Regions from separate parts of the Mus musculus genome. Here region 2 is linked to region 1. Evidence: chromatin loops called from intact Hi-C (ENCODE). Cell type or tissue: left cerebral cortex. All regions are shown on one strand. Each heading gives the region's core, and the rest is flanking DNA. Links, peaks and the distances in the headings are about the cores only. Region 1 holds the start of Irs1 (insulin receptor substrate 1). Region 2 has its middle 270 kb from the start of Mir6344.

Evidence for each region. A loop is a pair of places that touch in the nucleus more often than their neighbours do. Peaks named below come from ENCODE experiments on the same cell type or tissue, not always from the same donor. Only the 100,000 strongest peaks of a DNase experiment are listed, where the experiment ranks them.
Region 2: it touches region 1 in a loop (9-fold over the local background); 3 of 42 quality-filtered maps call a loop at or near these places.

Annotation. Positions count from the first base shown.
Region 1 is chr1:82,288,451-82,298,194 of GRCm38, forward strand. It overlaps Irs1 (insulin receptor substrate 1), which reads right to left and starts at 2,989. Exons shown (of 2, transcript NM_010570.4): 1 at 1-2,989. The coding sequence starts at 2,043. In left cerebral cortex, for the core only: CTCF peaks have their summits at 366 (motif pointing left), 1,858, 3,311 and 5,869; DNase peaks (open chromatin) are centred at 327, 688, 1,837, 2,615 and 4 more places; H3K4me3 peaks cover 4,008 bases; H3K27ac peaks cover 3,907 bases.
Region 2 is chr1:81,859,436-81,869,362 of GRCm38, forward strand. No RefSeq gene overlaps it. Among named protein-coding and RNA genes, the nearest start is that of Mir6344, 270 kb to the right of the region's middle. In left cerebral cortex, for the core only: a CTCF peak has its summit at 5,250; a DNase peak (open chromatin) is centred at 5,339.

The sequences.
Region 1 (9,744 bases), core at 1-8,000:
GATGCTGCTACTGCTGCTGGACCCACCTCCAATGTCAGGGGAGCAACTACCACTGGGTGACATCATCATGTAGCCATTGGGGTCCACTCTCTGTGGGTGGCGTCTGATGGGGTTAATGATCTGCTGTGGGGCAGATACACTCTTGGGGCTCATGGGCATATAGTCCCCATTTCCTTTGCGGTTGCTGGGCACTGGAGCCACCCCAGGAGACATGGGCATATAGCCATCATCAGTGTGGAGGTTGGAGGTGTCTGGACGGTGGTGGCCTCCACGACGTTCCAAGTGGTGCATCTCTAGACCCTCTTCGGGATAGGAGTGGGTGGGCACGAAGGCGGAATGCCGGTAGCCGGGCAGTCGGCCTCCACTGCCACCTCCTGGTGGGTAGGCAGCGGGCATCATCTCTGTATATTCCTCAATAGAAGCCACTGAAGACTGTGAGGGGGTCTTCTGATGGGAAATGGTAGGAGATGTGCCTGCGGAGTGAGTTCTCTTTCGAAACCGGTTATCCAGATCTGCTGCACCCGCGGCTTCATCTCCAGGCAGCGCTGGGCTTGTCCCCAAGTTAGCACCTGGGATGTAGCGATGGCCGTTGCCACCCCTAGACAAAATGTAGTGGCCATTGGGAGCAGCCAAGGTGGAGGCTCCCTTGCCACCCATGCAGATATAATTGCTCAGCTCCTCCTCACCCCTGGCTGGTGGGGTGTGCCCCAGGGAATCTGGGGTGACACTGCGGAAGGAACTTCGGAAATCGCAGGGACTAGAACCATACTCATCAGAAGAGATGAAACCGCCATCGCTAGGCGAACCGGACACGGAAGCACTAGAGCGCCTCGGGAAGAGACAGTCTGAAGTGGAGCCATGGCCACTGGTACTACTAGATGACAGACTCACTGGGCTGGTGGCTGAAGGTGAGCATCTAGAAGAAGGCATGGGGATGGAGCGGCTGTGGTTGAGTGGGGGGTGCAGCCTGGAGCTGCCTCGATGCCGATGGGCGTGGGTCCTGTTGGTGCTAGGGCTCACAGGACTGCCATCCACTGATGCTGGACGGGACATGGTGCCTTCGCCATCGCTGGAGGCACGCACCCGGAAGGAACCTGGTTTCCCACCCACCATACTGGCAGGGGAGGTGGCAGTGATGCTCTCAGTTCGAGATCTCCGAGTCAGTCCCACCTGGCTGGGTGGAGGGTTGTTGAGATGGTGCCTGCGCAGGGGAACGCTGATGGGGTTGGAGCAACTGGATGAAGACTGGCTTTTGCTGCGAGGGCGAAACTCATCGCTCATGGCCCTCATTGCCTCTAGAATGGTCTCATGCATGTTCTGGGCCACCACGGAGTCATCCACTTGCATCCAGAACTCGCCAGGCCCTGTCACAGCGGAACGCCCCACCTCGATGAAGAAGAAGTTCTCTGAGTGGCCACAGCGTCTGATATTCATCAGCTGCAGCACCACAGCGGCTGCCTCGGAGTTCAGCTTCACAAAGCTGATGGTCTTGCTGGTCAGGCAGAGGCGGTAGATGCCAATCAGGTTCTTTGTCTGACCCAGGCCCTTGGGTTTCAGGATAACCTGCCAGACCTCCTTGAACGCGGGTCCTGGACCCGTGTCATAGCTCAAGTCCTCCCCTGCCTCTCCAACGCCAGAGCTGCCGCTGCAGCTACCGCCGCAGCCTCCTCCAGCCCCGTCATGGTGGGCCTTTGCCCGATTATGCAGCTGCAGAAGAGCCTGGTACCAGCTGTCTTGCTCAGCCTCGCTATCCGCGGCAATGGCAAAGTGTTCGTCTCGGGTGTAGAGAGCCACCAGGTGCTTGTTCTTGGAGTCAGCCCGCTTGTTGATGTTGAAACAGCTCTCGAGGGGGATCGAGCGTTTGGGGGCGCTCGACTTGTGCCGCCACTTCTTCTCGTTCTCATAATACTCCAGGCGCGCTGGGCCCCCGGCCTCGCTGGCCGCCCGCAGCACGAAAAAGCGCTTATGCATACTCTTGGGCTTGCGCAGGTAGCCCACCTTGCGCACGTCTGAGAAGCCATCGGTATCCGGAGGGCTCGCCATGCTGCTGCGGAGCAGAGGGAGGTGTTGAAAAACTGGGTGAGGGGTGGCTTCTCAGTGCGGCCCCGCACATGCACTCCGGGCTGGAGGAAGCTCGCAGAAATTCTGACTCCAAAATTCACGCTGTTCCTGGAGCTGGGGAGGGGCAGCCGAAGGACGAGGTAACTGCGCCAAGGAAGATAGCCTGATCCGAGTTTAAGGGCGTTTCATGCCCAGAGGGAAGGGCAGTGGGTCTAGGGTGAGTGCAGCCGCAATCTTCCGAGGACTATGTCTCCCCCAGTCCCTGCAGCAGAGAAGGAGCTATGGTGCATCCCTTGCCGCCCCTGGTCGAGTCCGATGTAGGGAGGCAGCGATGGCCCGAGGAGTCCCCGCTTGGCTCTCTAGGCGCGCGCGCCTTCCCTCCCGAGTTCCCCTCTGGAAGTAGCGATTCCCGAGGCAAATTAAATATCCTTGGGCAGGGGGAGGCGGGCTGCCAAGTCCCAACGTTGCACCGGGTTCTCCCTCCTCCTTCTCCTCCTCCTCCTCTGCCTCCTCCCACCCTTCAACCGTCCCCGTCGCCACCAGCCGCCCAAATACCAGCTCAATCGCAGAGACCGCGGCGCTGCGGCTGTTGCTGCTGCTGCTGCTGCTGCTGCCGCCCGAGGACGCGTCCTCTGCAGCCCGCACTCGAGCCCATCTCGGCGGGCGGGGAAAGTGGCTTTTCCACGCGCAACGCTACTGGGCAGCTGGGGGAGCAGGGGACGGTCCAGAGGGACAGGCTCATCCCTGCCCCTAGCTCCAGTCCGCAAGGGAGGAGGGGAGGGGACGAGGGAGGGAGGCGGGGAGCGGGGGAGGTTTGGGAAGAGATCGGGGAAGACGCCCGGTCCTCCCGAGGCGCAGCCGCTGCAGTTACTTCTCTCCTCCTCCCTCCTTCTCCTCCCTCCTCCTCCTCCCTCCTCCTTCCTCCTCCTCGGAGAGTTGCCGAGAGCCCCAACCAAAACAAGCGGCGGCTGCGGCGGCTGGCACCGCGCGCTGGCCCTCTTCAGACCGCGCCGCCGTCTCACTCCAGAGGAGCAAAACACGTGACGGAGCCTCTGCGCTCAGCAGCCTGGCCGCCGCCGGGAGGCTCCAGCCCGGGTCTCTCTCCCTCTCCCTGCTCGCTCTACATTCCGGGCCGAGCCCGCCCCACGCCCGCCCCTCTCCACCCCCTGGCCGTGCCGCAGAGGCGCCCGCGCTGGCCCTTTGCTGCAGCGCTCGGGCAGCGCCCCTGCGTGGCCGGCAGAGCCCGGGGCGCTGTGTCTCCCACGCCCGTGCCACCCAGAGCGCCCCCGGCCCGTAGGAATCCCCGCGGCGGGAGGGCAGGCTTGTTTGGGTGGCTACCGGAAAGCAGGAGGGGAGTCTGGGAAAACGGGAGGGGGGGATCTGGGGAAGACGCAGGAGTGAGGGAGGGGGCAGTGAGAGGGGGGGTGCACTGCGGCTGCAGAGCCCCGAGAGGGTGGGGGCGCTGGGGCGGAGGGGACGCGGGTGACCTGCTAGCTCTCACCCAACAGGTAAAGGCGACCCCCGGGAGGCAGCTGGATGTCGGTGTCTGGGTGAGAGGCCCTGGTAGGGAGATCTACATTTTTGTAAGATTTTCTAAAGGACTTCTGAGCCAGTCTTCCACCTGGAATCTCCGGACGTACCGTGGTGAAGCACCTGGAAGAAACAGAGAGGGACGCCCAAGGGCAATGACTGTTGGCTAGGTTAGGGTCTCTCGGAATCGCGACCTGGGATCTCACACCTGGCACTATTAGCCGCTGATCACTAAGGAAATAAAATGTAAAAGTCACCATTTCTCTTCCTTCATGCAGGTGAAGAGGGATTCACACTTAAGGGTTAGTTAGTGCAAAAGGTGGGGGGCGGGGGCTGGAGGAAACCTGGCACCCCTTATCACATTCGTAAGTCTATTTGTGATTTTTTTTAAAGATGTAAAGGACCTTCAGAGAGTTCCTAAGTGTACACCCTTACTGTGTATATGTTAGCAGATGTTTGTTTCATAGTTTGCACGAGCATTAGACGACCCTATACACTTTTAACCTTGACCACAAGGATAAGTGGGAGACAAGGATAAGTGGCTAGGCTGCACAGGAAAATGGGTACTTCTTGATGAAAACGGGTCAGCAGCCTCTTTGCAAAGCCTATTTCTTAGTCTCACCACAAGCAGACGCTCCCCAAAGTTTTTTTTTTTCTTTTTCTTTTTAAGATGACCTATAAATCAAGCAGGGTGTCCCTGTCTAGCCCAACCGGCATTAAAGACCTACAAATGTGACGTTGCTCCCAGTGCTTAAAGCCATTCTACTCTAGCCATGGGCGGTTCTAGTTTTCCACCTCTTTTCCTAAGCCAGGAACCCTCTCAGCCTCCCGCTCTCCAGCACTGCAGGTTGTTTGCAGTGAGACGCAGCAGTAAAGGTGCTGGGCATGCTCAATCCACTAGACTGCCTGGCTTGGAGTAGGGGAGGAGCGGATGGGTAAAGGGGGCTGCGCGCCTCAGCATAATGCGGCTAGAGAGGCGGGGTGAGGTTCCTGGGGCAGCCTGCTGATTGGTGGAGTTGCCTGTCTTTCCTGTCTTGCACAGATGCGGTAAAGGGGAGAGAGGGAGAGGGTACAGATGTAGGCACTGGCGCCATTCAGATGCTTGCGGTACTTGAATTGGGGTATTCCGCATCTGTAGGTGTCACCTCCTCTCGAAAGCTCAGGAGCCTCTGTTTTCTCTTTTCACCTCCTTTATCATGCAGTTTCTCCTAAACCTGGTTAATGGATTATGCGGTACACATTGAATTGATAGCCTTCATTTTTCCCCTCTGACAGCTTGGTGATGCGGGCACATGTGCCCACTACAGGAAGGCTATAAATAGCAAGTAATTTGGAAAAGGTACGGAGACTGCAATAGCAAGAAGAGGACTCTAAAGATTTGAAATGCATTAGGGGTTGGGAGGATAGCAACTAGAGATATCTGAAGTTAGTGTAGCAGAATAACAGTGTGTGTGTGGGGGGGGGGGGGGAATAAACAGCTAGTCTAGTCTAGCAACTGCTTAATCTAGATTAGTCCACAGGGAGGGGACCTCGCATTATGTAGGAAAGCACTTCAAATCCAGACTTTAACTTTTAAAATTACTTCCTTCCTGACCTCTGTCACCAACCAAGAACAAACAAAAAAGAGAGAGGGGGAAAAAGGAGGTACCTTTATGGAGGAAAGTATTTTCTTGAAGGAGGAGACAACAAAAAAAACAATTTAATTTGGAAGATTTTTATAAGTCATCTTCACAGAACATTAGGGTGTTTATGATATAAAAGTAATGTTATTCTGACTGAAGAAGAAGTAGACCATCTGCTCTGAGGTGCCCAAGGCCCTGGATTGGATCCCCAGTTATGTACACAGACAGACACACAGACACAGACAACCAGATCGTTGTAACAAACTGCTCACCAATCAGTGAAGTTTAACACACACACACACATACCCTCACACACACACAACTCACTCGAGTTTCATTACAAATCTTAAAGGCAGCTAATGTTCAAACTATACTACAGTAAGTTCAGTTCTTTGTACTTTTTTTTTAATTGATGGCTTGAGATAACTCTAGGAATACAAATTCACATTTGATTCACATAAATATACAGAAGAGAAAGGTAGGCTTTTGTGGAACTCAGGTGAAGTCGTGTTGAGCAGATACGTGTATTATCCTGTCACCTTATGCTAAATTAGTCTTGTGTATTGTAATGAAAATTTACACCCAAGAGAAAATTCACAGAACAGGCAAGCAACCAATTACCAAATAAGTTGCTCAATGCTGCCATCTCTAGGACAGCTAGAAACCACTTGCGCAATGAATAAAGGAATGCTGTCTGCATTTTAAAACATTGACTAGAAGCGCTGCCAGAACTAAATTGACATATTGATGTCTTCAATACAGTCATGATAGTGAGAATTAAAATTTTACGTGTCTTCGGTGCATATTTGATTAACATATCTACAATTACTGTTAAAATAGGAAAATGGCCAGTGTATGATGTTACCAAGAAAATCATATAAAAATGTCAGTTATTAGATACATATATGATGTACATATACATTGGTATATATATATATATATGTATGTATCAGTAGACATGTTCCTTAATACAAATAGGTCATCACTACAGAAACCACTGGAAACTCAGTTAATTGTGGCAATTTGGAACAATGCTTAAAGGAAAATGAAAACTCATGGATTTTTTTTAAATTGAAGGATTGCATTATTTTACTATATCTGCATAGTTGCAGATATTTGAAAGCCTCCTCTGCAAAGCCACCCAAACCATATGAGATACATTCTTGCAGTTTGGGGATCAACAATACAAAATAATTGAATCTGCTATATTGAGGCTTCTCCCGCCCCAGGATTTAAAATAAATAAATAAATAAATAAATAAATAAATAAATAAATAAATAAAATAAAGGTCCTGCTTGAGCAGGTTCCCATAGGTAGGCGAGAGGTCTCTGTAGTTACCATGTTCTCAGTGCTGCTGATTCCACAGACTCCTATTTCTGATGATGGATTGAAAGGCACAACAGTGAGATGCTATGAGATGCAAGCAGAGTACTCACTTCACAGCTCTATGCAAGCTTAAAGAGAACAAGGGCAATAAACATTCTACTTAACTGAGCTCTCACTGTTTGGGGACTTCTCTATTCAATCACTGGTATCAAGCGTGGAGAGCTATTCTTTCCATGATGTAATTAAAATATTGCAGATTTCTGACCTCCTCCCAGCCCCAAAACAACTTGTAGTGAAAAAATACCCTCATCTAAAGCAATATGAAGAGACTCCTACTTATGCAGAATTTTAAGCAATATTGGCTTACACACAAAGGGGAAATTTTTAATTAGCTGCTACCGAATTACAGAAACATACAGCTTACCTAATAAAGGTCTCTATCTCTGGGTTCACTACAGCTGGGTGGAGCAGGCAATGACCCACGCTTGGGTGCATCTCACAGCAGCTTTGAGAAAAGTCAATTTCTGGCAATCGGCTGGTGAGAATCCATCTCTACTCTCGGTCTGGATTTCACTCCGTATCCGGGGAATTCACGGAGGGTAAAAGCATGGAGTGCTAACCCAGGATTTCAGAAATATATTAATCCCTTCAAAAATGTCAAAACTTTCATCATTTGGTTTCTATCAAAGCAGGAAATAGGCAAATGGATGAAATTGGGGAAAGGGAAAGTAAAAACTCAATGCCATGATTTAATTCTTCCATTTCAGGAATTGTACTGGTTGATGCTGTTTTTCCGGAGGGAAGATCAAGCATGGCATATTTCTAAATAGTCTTTATTTCCTTTTTCATTTTAATTTTCTTTGCATCTTTCTAGAACTGTACGTGAATGTATATGTAAGCATGGGTGCCTTAGTGCATGGAGATACCTATGGAGGTCAGAAATGGACATTAGAACTCAGGAGCTGAAGATATACATGGTTGTGAGCCACCATGTAGGTGCCTAAAACTGAGCCCAGGTCCTCTGTATGAGCAGCAAATGCTCTTAACCACTGAGCCCTCTCTCTACCCGTTCTGTGCATCTTTATTTTAACTATGATATTTTAATTTCTTTTCAGTTGTCTTCAGTAGAAATGGAGAGTCTGTCATTCAGTCCTCTAGCTTAAACAAGGCCACTCCTTTGGCTTTGCAGTTGGGAACCAGAACCCAGGACTGGACATTGAATCCAGAGTCTCCTGTCTGGGTTCTCAGTCCTCTTGTAACTCATTTCAGAACAGAGACTTACTCCGGTGCTCTGTTGACCCTGAACTCATTGTAGTCCAGACTTCAGGTTTGTAATCTGCCTCAGTCTCCCAAGTATCTGGGATTACCAGTGGGGGCAGAGAATGAAGCCAGCTCCACTCAGTATCATTTGTTGTTGTTGTTGTTGTTGTTGTTGTTGTTGTTGTTGTTCTGCTACAGTGTGCTCAGTCTAAAATTTGATACCCAAACTGCCTTTCAAATAGTTGGTTGAATTTTATAGATGTGCTGTCTCCTCTGCAGGTAGGGTCTAGACACACAGCACCCCGTACAGCATCTTAAACTCACCTCCACACTCTTGCTTCTCCTCAAACTCTCTCCTTAACTCTAAAGCTAGCAAGTATGTCTTCTCTCTTCTTTGATATTAAAAAAAAATCAAAGTTGACTCCTCAAAATTTCTCAAATTGGGGCTAATCACTAACTAAAGGCTCAGAGATATTAGCTTCTTTGGTTTAGGCAGGAGAGAGCTTCTCTGAACTTCAGGTATTGAAATTATGTGGCTGTGTGCGGTAATGTGCAGTGTAACTCCAGGCAGAGTATCTGACATCAGAATCACCTAGCGAGTCACTGAAGTCAAAACTTTCTCCAGCCCACATCACCTTCCTAAAGTCCTCCATGATTTCATGCGGACTTGTTTCATGTTCCACTTCCATTATCAGGGGATGAAGGGATGCTGGGACACGAAAACCAACAGAGAGTTAGCCTATGTTTAAAACCATATTCACGGGGACATTATAAGATGCATGCAAGTTAGATCTTCAGGAACTGTTACAAGTCTGCTTCAGTGACCTTAAACTTTTTTGCCATCAATTTCTGAATATAAATAACTCTGGATGCTCAGCTGTGAGTGGGTCATCTGCATCAGCCTCTCACCATTCAAGGATCGGGAAGCTTCTAGAAAGATGGGGCAGAAAGAATGTAAGAGCAGGCAGTGAGAAAGGAAGGGCACACATGAATTCAGAGCAGCTTTGGTTACCAGCATAAAATCAAGCCAGTTGACACTTTAGCACAGAGTGGACCAGGTCTCATCACCTCCCACTCCTAGCTGAAGAGCTACCGGCAGTAAATGAGTACTGAGAAAAAGAGAATCACTTTCTTTTGGGGGGCGTGGTCTTTGGAAAGTTGCCACACACCTACATATATAAGAGCTGCACTAACTGGAACCAAGAGGTACTCACTGCAAGAAATAAGAATAGAATGTAGACATGAAGCTTGGAGGAGAAGGAGCTGGAAGGCAAAGGGGAGATAAAGGAAGTAGTGGAGGCTGGATATAGTCATTATACATTATATAAACAAGTGGGAATTCCAAAAAATCAAAAAATTTAAAAAATTTTACTGTAAATCACAGAAAAATACGTATTAAACACATTGTTATAATAAGTAAAGGTGAGAATAAGGATTTTTATTCATGTACCTGAAGAGGACTTTTTCATCAACTGAAAGTATGCATCAAATTTTTTGTTTCTGGGTTAAACTGACTTTTAGAAAATATAATAAAAGAACCATTTTTTTCTGTGCTTTTGGAGTGTGTGAGTCAGGAATTCAGACAGCTCTGCGTGGGGATAACTGTTTTCTGCTTCATGAAATCTAGAAGTCTGAGCTGAGCGAGTTCAAATGACTTGTTTGAATGGCTGAAGTCCGGGACCTTTTAAAAGTTCTTCATACATATGTCTGCTACCTGGGCTTGGGTGACTAAGATGACTCAAGCTGAGTACTTTCATTGGAGATGTCTCAGACCCTTCACAGTATAGAAACTGGATCCTCAAGGAGGTATCCCAAAGGGAGCTTTTAGAAAGTGGATTTTGCAATAGAACCAAGCAGAAGTTGTGCCACTTTTAGGAGACCACTCACAGGTCACAGGGCTTCATAGCCACTGCACACATGCACCCTATTAGTTCAAAAGAATCAG
Region 2 (9,927 bases), core at 667-8,666, 430 kb before region 1:
TTCCTTTAAATAGTGTATGTCAAATTGTCTTATCACAAAATGTTCTAAATCCTGCCCTTAAGAATGCATTAAAAAGATACCACCAAAGACTATTATAGGCTATAAAAAAAAAAGTATATGAACACCAAGACCCATGAACACTTTCTTCCCATGAATAATGCAGTGACAATCTCAAGAATGTATAGAGCGGTGCCAGGGGAAGTCTGCCTTCCTAACAAGTTTATCTTTGATCACTAATTCATTTACATAGATCCTGTCTGTGTGTCAATCCTCATGACTCGTGGCACTGCATATTTTAGAACTTGACATATGCATTCTTTTCACAAGACTCTTTTCACAGCAGCCTTCAGTTGTTGTCTACAAGAAGAAAGAAACCAAAGTACTAGTGTTGGAAAGCCCAGTTTCTATCTAAACTAGAGGGCAGATAGTAAGGCTGCATGGTCACTCCAGAAGCAAGGTTATTCAGCAGCCTGCCATGTAGATTTTCACTGTACCTGTGAAAAGGGACTTCATTCACTCAGAAAAATATCTATTGACCTAAAACATTGAGGTATGTGTTAGGTTAAGTCTAGGATATAGTGGAGAATAAGTTAGAATTTACAGAGCAGTGGTGAGTAGTCTGACAAAATAACCCAGAAATTGGAATGAACATAAATGATAATGTTAATAATGTGCCCCTCCCTATAACCCTTTATAGTCATTAGAATGGGCAGGGAAGTTCCTTTCATAATGAGATCATTCAGGCTCACTCTGTCATGCTGAGAAATAAGTAAATGCCTACAGGGATATTTCAGTGACACTGTAAGGGGAGGAGGAAATATAAGACAAATATCTAGGATGTATTCAAGTGTTCTAGAAAGGAAAAGAAAACCGAGAAGCATTCCTGTGTCCTCAGCTGCTTTTGTGGTCTGGCACAGAGACCATCAGGTGATCTGTGTGATGATGACCCCCACTGTGACCCCATCAGTCCCCCATCTTTGGTCTAGACATCATGCTACCTCCAGGTTCTTAAGAACATCCAAGGCGAGGGTTCTTGGGTGGTAGCACAGGGGACGTTGACGTTTCCTAAATCAGCCTTTAACACATGTGGATTGTCGTACCAGCTTATTTCTCTTAAAATATGACTAATTTTAAATGTTAATTGAAACTTTTACTGAACTCAAGTTTGGACTAATTTTAAATTTTCCAAGAAAGATGAATCTAAATAACCTAAATCCAAACTTTTCATAGGTAGTTCTTTAACACTAAGAACCTTTGGGCATTGGTGCTTTGCTATACATTCACTAGTTCCTACCAAAGTCCACTACAATCTTGACCCTGTTTTCCAGTCCACTTCAATACTGACATAATAATAGAGCTAGGACCAATAGAAAGCCAAAGTATAAGTACAAGGAAACATTTGCATCAATTTTTATTTTCCACAAATTTTAATTGCTTTATGGACAATATTCATTTGATTTATTTTTTATTTACTCTAGTTTTTTTTATGTAGTTTTGCATGAATCTGTGTTGACTAAAATGGATTTTATCTGATAATAGAGCCACTACAACAGACAGCCATGCCAACAAAAGAACCAGAGATATGACATGCTGTTGTTTATAAGCCATGGGATTGTTCTGTTCTTCCCACTGAGTCCTCTCTCTCTCTCTCTGCTTACATATTTTTTCTGCATTCCTTGGGATAGTTATGGTTGGTTCTATTTTCCACCCTCAACATAAGACTAGAGGAAAGAGAAGTGAGAAGGTAGAGTATCTGCTTCCCATAGGCAGACATCACTTCATGAGAAATTACACATCCAACTGACACTGTATCTACAGCCAAAAATCTAGATTTCTCCATTAAAATGGGCACGTACATAGAAAAAAGCTCAGAAGAAATAAGGTACCTAGACAAACCAAATATACAAGACAGAGAATAAGGCATATATCACGGTACCATTTAAAAGATAATTAACAACACCTAGACTATTCAAAGGAGACACTGGAGGGCACAAATAGGCAGCACCCCTCTCCAAGGTCAATTGGTGTCTAAAGAAGAAAATAAATAATAAAATAATGTCACAAAAGTGAAAACAACGACACTGTCGCATCAGAGAGGGAAAATGTGTGAAGCCATGAAAACTGAACACAGGTTTTGACCCAATTTAAGAAGTTATAAACATTTCTTAGAAACACTGTCTTTAACCATTGAATGGGAAAAGATGGGTCCAAAGAGGATGTGGCCAAAAGATGCAATGAAAAATGAAAAAGGTTGGCCATGTGATTCTGAGATTAGAGGTAGGAGGGACATCACTCTCCTTCACATTCTAGAGTGAGGTTGGACCATCTTGGTCTATACCTGATGTCCATGGGTAATTGCAAACAGTCGACTCTTCTTTTTGTTTTGTTTGTTTGTTTTTGTTTTTGTGGGTTTTTTGTTTTGTTTTTCGTTTTTGTTTTTTGGGGTTTTTTTTTTTTGTTTTTGTTTTGTTTTGTTTTTTTTGTTTTTTTTTTTTTTTTTGGACAGGGTTTCTCTGCATAGCCCTGGCTAACCGCAAACTTGGAACTCAGAAATCTGCCTGCCTCTGCCTCCCAAGTCCTGGGACTGAAGGCATATGACCACTGTCCAGCAGCAGTTGGTTCTTTCTTTACCATTGCACACACTAGCAAGATTTTGCTGGAAGGACCCTGATATAGCTGTCTGTTGTGAGACTATGCTGGGGCCTAGCAAACACAGAAGTAGATGCTTACAGTCAGCTATTGGATAGATTACAGGGCCCCCAATGGAGGAGCTAGAGAAAGTACCCAAGGAGCTGAAGGGGTCTGCAACCCTATAGGTGGAACAACAATATGAACTAACCAGTACTCCCAAGAGCTCGTGTCTCTAGCTGCATATGTATCAGAAGATGGCCTAGTCGGCCATCAGTAGAAAGAGAGGCCCATTGGTCTTGCAAACTATATGCCTCAGTACAGTGGAACGCCAGGGAGAAGAAGTGGGAGAGGGGGAGGGGAGTGGTGGAGGAGGGTACTGGGGACTTTTGGGGTAGCATTGGAAATGTAAATGAAGAAAATACCTAATTAAAATTTTAAAAAACCCTCAAGTTGGATGTTACATTCACTAGTCTTCTTGGTTAAAACCCAAATTAAGATAATATACACTCCTTGACAAGATACCAGAACAACGTAAAGGTAGGTGGTTCACTGGTGAAAATACCAGAAAAATACAAAAACTACATTTGGAATTTTGTTGTCAGTAACACCCCACTGGTAAGTTGCTGGGTTTGACAAATGTATCTCAGTCATGTAAGCAAAAACTGGGCAATGAGTATTTAGGAAATGTATGTGTTATTTTGGAACTTCTTTATAAATCTAATCTTAAGATTTCTGTCTTCTTCAGGAGAAAACCTAAATGCTAACTTTTTTCATTTAGTCAATCTTTATTTATTTTTTTTTTTTTTGCATTAATCAAGTCACTGAAAGACTATGCACATCTTCTCCCACTAAGGCTAGGCAAGGGAGCCCTGTTAGGGGAACAGGATCCATAGGCAGGCAACAGAATCAGGGACACCCCAGCTCCAGTTGTTGGGGGACCCAAATGAAAACCAAGCTACACATCTGCTATATATGTGCAGGGACTTGGGGCACTATGTGCAGCCTATGTATGCTCTCTGTTAGTGGTCCAGTCTCCTGGGAGCCCACACAGGTTCAGATTAGTTGATTCTATTGGTCTTCATGTGGAGTTCCTATTCCCTCTGGGCCCCTCAATCCTTCCCCCAACTCTTCAACAAAACTTTCTGTCTAATGTTTCGGTCTATGCATCTATTTCTGTCAGCTGCTAAGTGGAACTTCTCAGAGCACTGTCTGCAAGCATAACAGAGTATCATTAATAGTGTCAGAATTGGTTCTTGCCAATGAGATGCACCTCAAGTTGGGCCAGACATTGGTTGTCCACTACCTCAATCTCTGCTCTATCTTTCTCCCTGCATTTTGTTGGACAAATTTTGGGTGGAAGGTTTTGTGGGTCGGTTGGTGTCCTTGTTCCTCTACTGGGAGTTCTGCCTGGCTACAGGAGGTGGCCACTTCAGAGTCCATATCCCTCACTGCTGTAAGTCTCAGCTAGAGTCACCCCCATAGACTCCCGGGACCTTTCCCCATCCCAGGTCCCTGGCAAGTCCTAGAGATCTCTCCCACGCTGATTTCCATTCATTCTCTGGCCCTCTCTACTCAGCTCTCCTCCATACCTGATAGCCCCCACCTGCATTCCCTGTCACTCTTAATTGTTATTATTGATGTTTAAAGACCCTTTAAATAAATTTTGGAAATACGTTAAGTTTACTAAGGAGTTGCAAAGGCAATTGTCAAATGAATGATGTCTATATTTAAAGTTTTTGGCTTAGCACCCTAGATCATTAGCTAAGATTCTCTTAGTTGTAATAGAGACATATCTATTCATACTAATAAGGCTCCTTCAGAGTCCCTAATAATGATCTATGTTCCACCTACCCCTTCAGCATGAGATGTAAGTCTACCAGAACGGTGTTAGATGAACAGAAATGTGGTCTGTAAATTGATACACAGTGAAAATGCCCACAGCTCCATGGAGGGGCTACTGAAGAGCATCTGGTGCAGAGATGACATTCAATAGCAACTGAAAATAAAAGAGAAGAAACATCCCAATCATCTATCCACTGACCTGTGAAACCAGTCTAGTCACAGATTAAGGGCTAAGTTTATTAAAAAAAAAAAGGTGAGATCATATGAGAAGGAGATGGAATTATTTATAGTAGATATCTATAACTTACACATATTATATATTTTGTATATATTTATACATAATATACTATATATTATTTGTATTTGTGTCTTCAAACTGACTTCCAGAAAGCTGGCCTGAAGTAGCAATCTAATTAAAGATTGGCCCATCAAAATTTAAACATGAGATATAAAGAATGTGGCTCTGGTACTTAGATATACTTCATTCTCAGTAAAGGTCTCATACACAGTTAGTTTGTTTCTTCCTGTAGCCAACAGAACATTTCTATATAGTAAGATGATCTCTGCCATTCTCAATCCCCAGACCAGGGCCATTAACTGGAACCACCTTTTTTCTCTCTCCAATTATAGTACAAGTAAGTCGAAAGCCAACCATTTCATGTTGCTGTCCGCAGAAGAAAATCATTCACTTCAATGTTATAGTCTATATAGACAAAACTATTCATTAAAAGTACTCCAGCCTTCCACTAAGCAACAGGAATGAATGGATTGCTTTTTTGGTAGATTGTGTAAGAAAAAAAAGCCTGCCTGATCCAGGAATAGCCACCTCCAGAAGTGGCAGCAGCTGTGGGTGGTTCTCAATGACTTGGCTAGGAAGTTGATTTGAGTGCCAGTTCAACTCCTGAAGGGTATAACCAGTGGGTGGTACGAGCTGTAATTTGTTGCTGCCTGGTAGGAATATGAGTCAAGTTCCTTGGAAGCTGCAACCCTACTTAATTTACCCGTCAAATTGCCTGATGGATATGTCCATGGAATTTTAAAATAGAAGATGATGTTCCCTACTCAATGAAGCTTTCCCCTTCACAGGGAGCATATCTATTACCCACTCAAATTGATGCTTCTAATTGAGGCTCTTCTGTCCCACCTTGATTGGCGTTCTCTCTCTACTATTGAAAAGGGATTATTTGTAAAGGAAGTTAAGAAGGTGCCCATCTTCTGATCAGTTTATTTTCTAGGGAAAGCTCCAGGAAGCCAACCAATAGTGGCCTCTAGTAGATGTCCTGATAGCATGACTCCTTATAACTATGGGACACAGTCACACTTGGAAGTGTAAGAGTGCTAAAAGAGATGATTCAGCTCACATAGGTCAATGCTCAGACCTTGCTGCTAAGTCTTGATGTTCTGCAATCTCCCCTAGCTCACTTTCCAAAGGCTCTGCACTTCATTTTTCCTTGCATTAGAAATGTTCAACACCTTTATTCATCAGGGAAATGCAAATCAAAACTACCCTGAGATCTTACCTCACACCAGTCAGAATGGCAAGATCAAAAACTCAGGTGACAGCAGATGCTGCGGAGGAGAACGAGGAACACTCCTCCAATGTTGGTGGAATTGCAAGCTGGTACAACCATTCTGGAAATCAATCTGATGGTACCTCAGAAAATTGGACATAGTAATACCTGAGAACCCAGCTATACCACCCCTGGACATATACCCAAAAGATGCTCCAAAATATTACAAGGTCATATGCTCCACTAAGTTCATAACAGCCTTGTTTATATTAGCCAGAAGCTGGAAACAACCCAGATACCCCTCAATGGAAGAATATTCAGCCATTAAAATCAATGATTTCATGAAATTCGTGGGCAAATGGATGAAACTAGAAAATATCATCCTGACTGAGGTAACACAGTCACAAAAGAACACACATGGTATGTACTCACTGATAAGTGGATATTAGGAAAAAGACCTGGAATACCCACAATACAACTTACAGATCATATGAAGGTCAAGAAAAGGAAGACCAAAGTGTGGATGTTTCAGTCCTACTTAGAAAGGGGAACAAAATAATCATGGGAGGTTGAGGGTGGGGGGGAACTTTGGAGGAATAGAGGAGAGGGAGAGGAAAAGGGGAGTTCAGCATTAGGTGTGGGAGGAGACAGGCAAGATGTAAAGAGGGTCAGGAAACTGATCAGAGTTGTGTAGCAATCGGGGATGGGGAACTGAAGGTAGCCACTAGAAAGTCTCAGATGCCAGAAAAGCAAGAGGGTCTCAAAACCAAGTGGGGATGATATTAACTGAAATACCCAACAAAGGGGAGAGAGAACCTGTAGAGACCATATCATGAGGTTAGGCACTGCCCCCGGTTGAGGGATGGGGCCACCCACCTTCACAAAATTTTAACTCAGAATTGTTCGTGTCTAAAGGAAATTTAGGGACAAAGAGTGGAGTAAAGACTGAAGGAACAGCCATCCAGAGGCTGCCCCACCTGGGGATCCATTCCATTTTCAGCCACCAAACCCCGATACTTGCTGATGCCAAGAAGTGCTTGCCTGCAAGAGATATGGATGTCTCCTGATAGGCTCTGTCAGAGCCTTACTGATACAGATATGGATGCTGTACCCAACCATCGGGCTGGGCATGAGAACCCCATTGGAGGAGTTAGGGGAAGGGCTGAAGGAGCAACCCCAGAGGAAGAACAATATCAACCAAACAGACACACCTCTCCCACCCCCACCCCACCTCCCAGAGCTCCCAGGGACTAAACCACCAACCAAAGAATACACTTGGAGGGACCCATGGCTCCAGATGCATATGTAGCAGAGGATGGTCTTGTCTGGCATCAGTGGGAGGGGAAGCCCTGGGTTCTGTAGTCTCCATGCCCCAGTGTAAGGGAATGATAGGACTGTGGGGCAGGAGTGGGTAGGTGGGGGAGCACCCTCCTGGAGGCAGGTGGAGAGGGGTGGAATGGGGTGTTTTCACAGGGGAAATAGGGAAGGGGGATAACATTTGAAATATAAATAAACAAAATAACCAATAATTTAAAAAAAGGAACAAAGCATGGTTTAGAAGAAAGAATTAAGGTTATGATACAATCAATGTAGTCGTGACCTTACAGCAGCTTTGGCTGCCTGCAATAAGTCTACACTATACTAGACCAATCTACGGTCAAGCAGGGTTTACAGAGAAAGTTACAGGGTTCTACCGGTATTTTTTGAAGTACTGGCTATTGATAAATCATACTCTTCGGTTGTGTACCCACTGATGATTCTACCAGACTAATGAATTGTTTCAACCCATTATCTCACTAATGGTCCTGGTTAAATTCAGTGGCCTTCATAATGACAACATAAAGTCATTAAAAATGATTGTGGGAAGGGGGTTTGTGGAGGGCAATAGAGGTTAAGGGAGGGCAGAGGTGAGGGTTATAATGATCAGAATGTAAGCTGTACACATATGCCAAAGTACAAACTCAGCAAAAGTTTATAAAATTAAAGGGAAATAAACACTTCTTGAAGATCTCTGATTTCCCCTCAGGATCAGATAAGAAAGAAAGGTTTCTGAATTCCACATGTGGACACATGTTGCTTTGCAATACTAACTCTGTCTGTCCAAAATAGAAGTTACCAACAGCTGTGTCGATGTTCACATTTGCATCATAGTGCTTTATGCACCACACATGAGAATACTAATGGGAATTTATGTACAGGGAAACACGAAGGCTAAGGAAAGGGAAGGGGTGGGTAGGGGAGCAGGGCAGGGAGATGGTATAGGGAACTTTCAGGATAGCATTTGAAATGTAAATAAAGAAAATATCTAATAAAAATATAATAAAATGTTCATAGTAATAAATGAATAAATGAGAGAGAGAAAAAAAAGATCATCCTGATATTTTTCTTTGCCAGCAATAAAGAACAATTCTATTCATCCCAGCCAGGTGTACTTGACATTAATTCACTTAACCAAAAGTTAAATTTGCCTCTTGAAAATTATTTATATACTTATAGTATATAATGAAATTCTGTTTCTCTAATACAAAAATGCAAACAAAACATATGTTCATAGATTGACAGATATTTCCAAAATCTACATTCACATAAAATGAGAGAATTCAAAGTCCTTTTGTATCTTCTTTTAAAAAATAAAGAAGTAGGTTAAAAATGTCTATGCAAATGGAATACATCTTAAATTTTCAATTTTATGAAAAACATGATCTTAAAGTATGAATATGTTTTTAATAAAGTAATTAATGCAATAATTCTTTTCTTGTTTTTTTGTTTTGTTTTTGCAATCATTCTTTTTTTTTTTTTTGAAGTTGTATCAAGACCCCCATGTATTGAGAAAGGTCCAAGGCTTAAATGCACAAGCAAAAGGGGAAGTACAGATAATTATCAGTGGGAAGGGTAGGGCAATACAAGCAAAAGGGGAAGTAATTATCAGTGGGAGGGGTAGGGCAATACAAGCAAAAGAAGAAGTACTTATGGGAAGGGGAGGCAATAGAAAGCTAAGATTTTTCTTCTACTTGTTTTTACCATGATACCAATGCCAGAAATTATAAAGGAAAACATTGCTCACATTAAAATGAAAAGTCTTGTAGAACAAACAAGGTCAAACACAATGACATTAGCAAAGGATTAATAGTGTAAGACAGTGTTAACATCTTTAATATAAATTATATTCTTACATATCAATAGGAAACAAATAAAACCTAGAATCCAAGAATTCAAGTGACCAGAATAGCCCTTAAATCACCGTTATAGTCAACAATAATCTTTGAAAATTCAGCTTAGAAAAGGTATAAGAAGTTACCACACATTACTACTCATGTCCAGAACTGCCAGTATCATACTTTTTTGACTCAAACACATACTTACAGAAAATGTAAGAAGTTTTCTGTCACAAGATACAGTGAGATTGTCCTAGGTAACTCTGGCTTCCACCCTAGATTTAGTCCCTTTCCCAAAAAACTATGATTCTTTATTTTAGCCAAAGAATAAAATAAGCATCCAAGAGATGGATCCTAGGAATGCTGGTTGCTAATGTGACCAGCAGTGTGTGGGACTAAGTGTCCGTGTGTCTACAAATATTGAAATATATATTTTGTAAGGTTGTAATAAAAAAAATAGAAAACAAGGAAAAATAGACATCACTCTTGGATCTAGAAATTAAAATCTGCTACTTAAAAAAACAATCCAAGGATTCTAAAAACCATGAAGGCAACGTCCCTCCCAACTGCTTTTTTATTGTGTACAATTTCAAGTAGAGATATACAGCTAGTTTCATATGTAATTAATATTCATTTCACTATTCTTTATGTAAAATATATTCCTTTACCATTTTGCTGGGAAAATTTTCTAAATATTCTCATTGTTCTTTATTGTAATAATTCTTAGTCTTCATTTCTTTTTAATTTTATATTTAGTTGACATATGACATCTGTACTTATAAATGAAG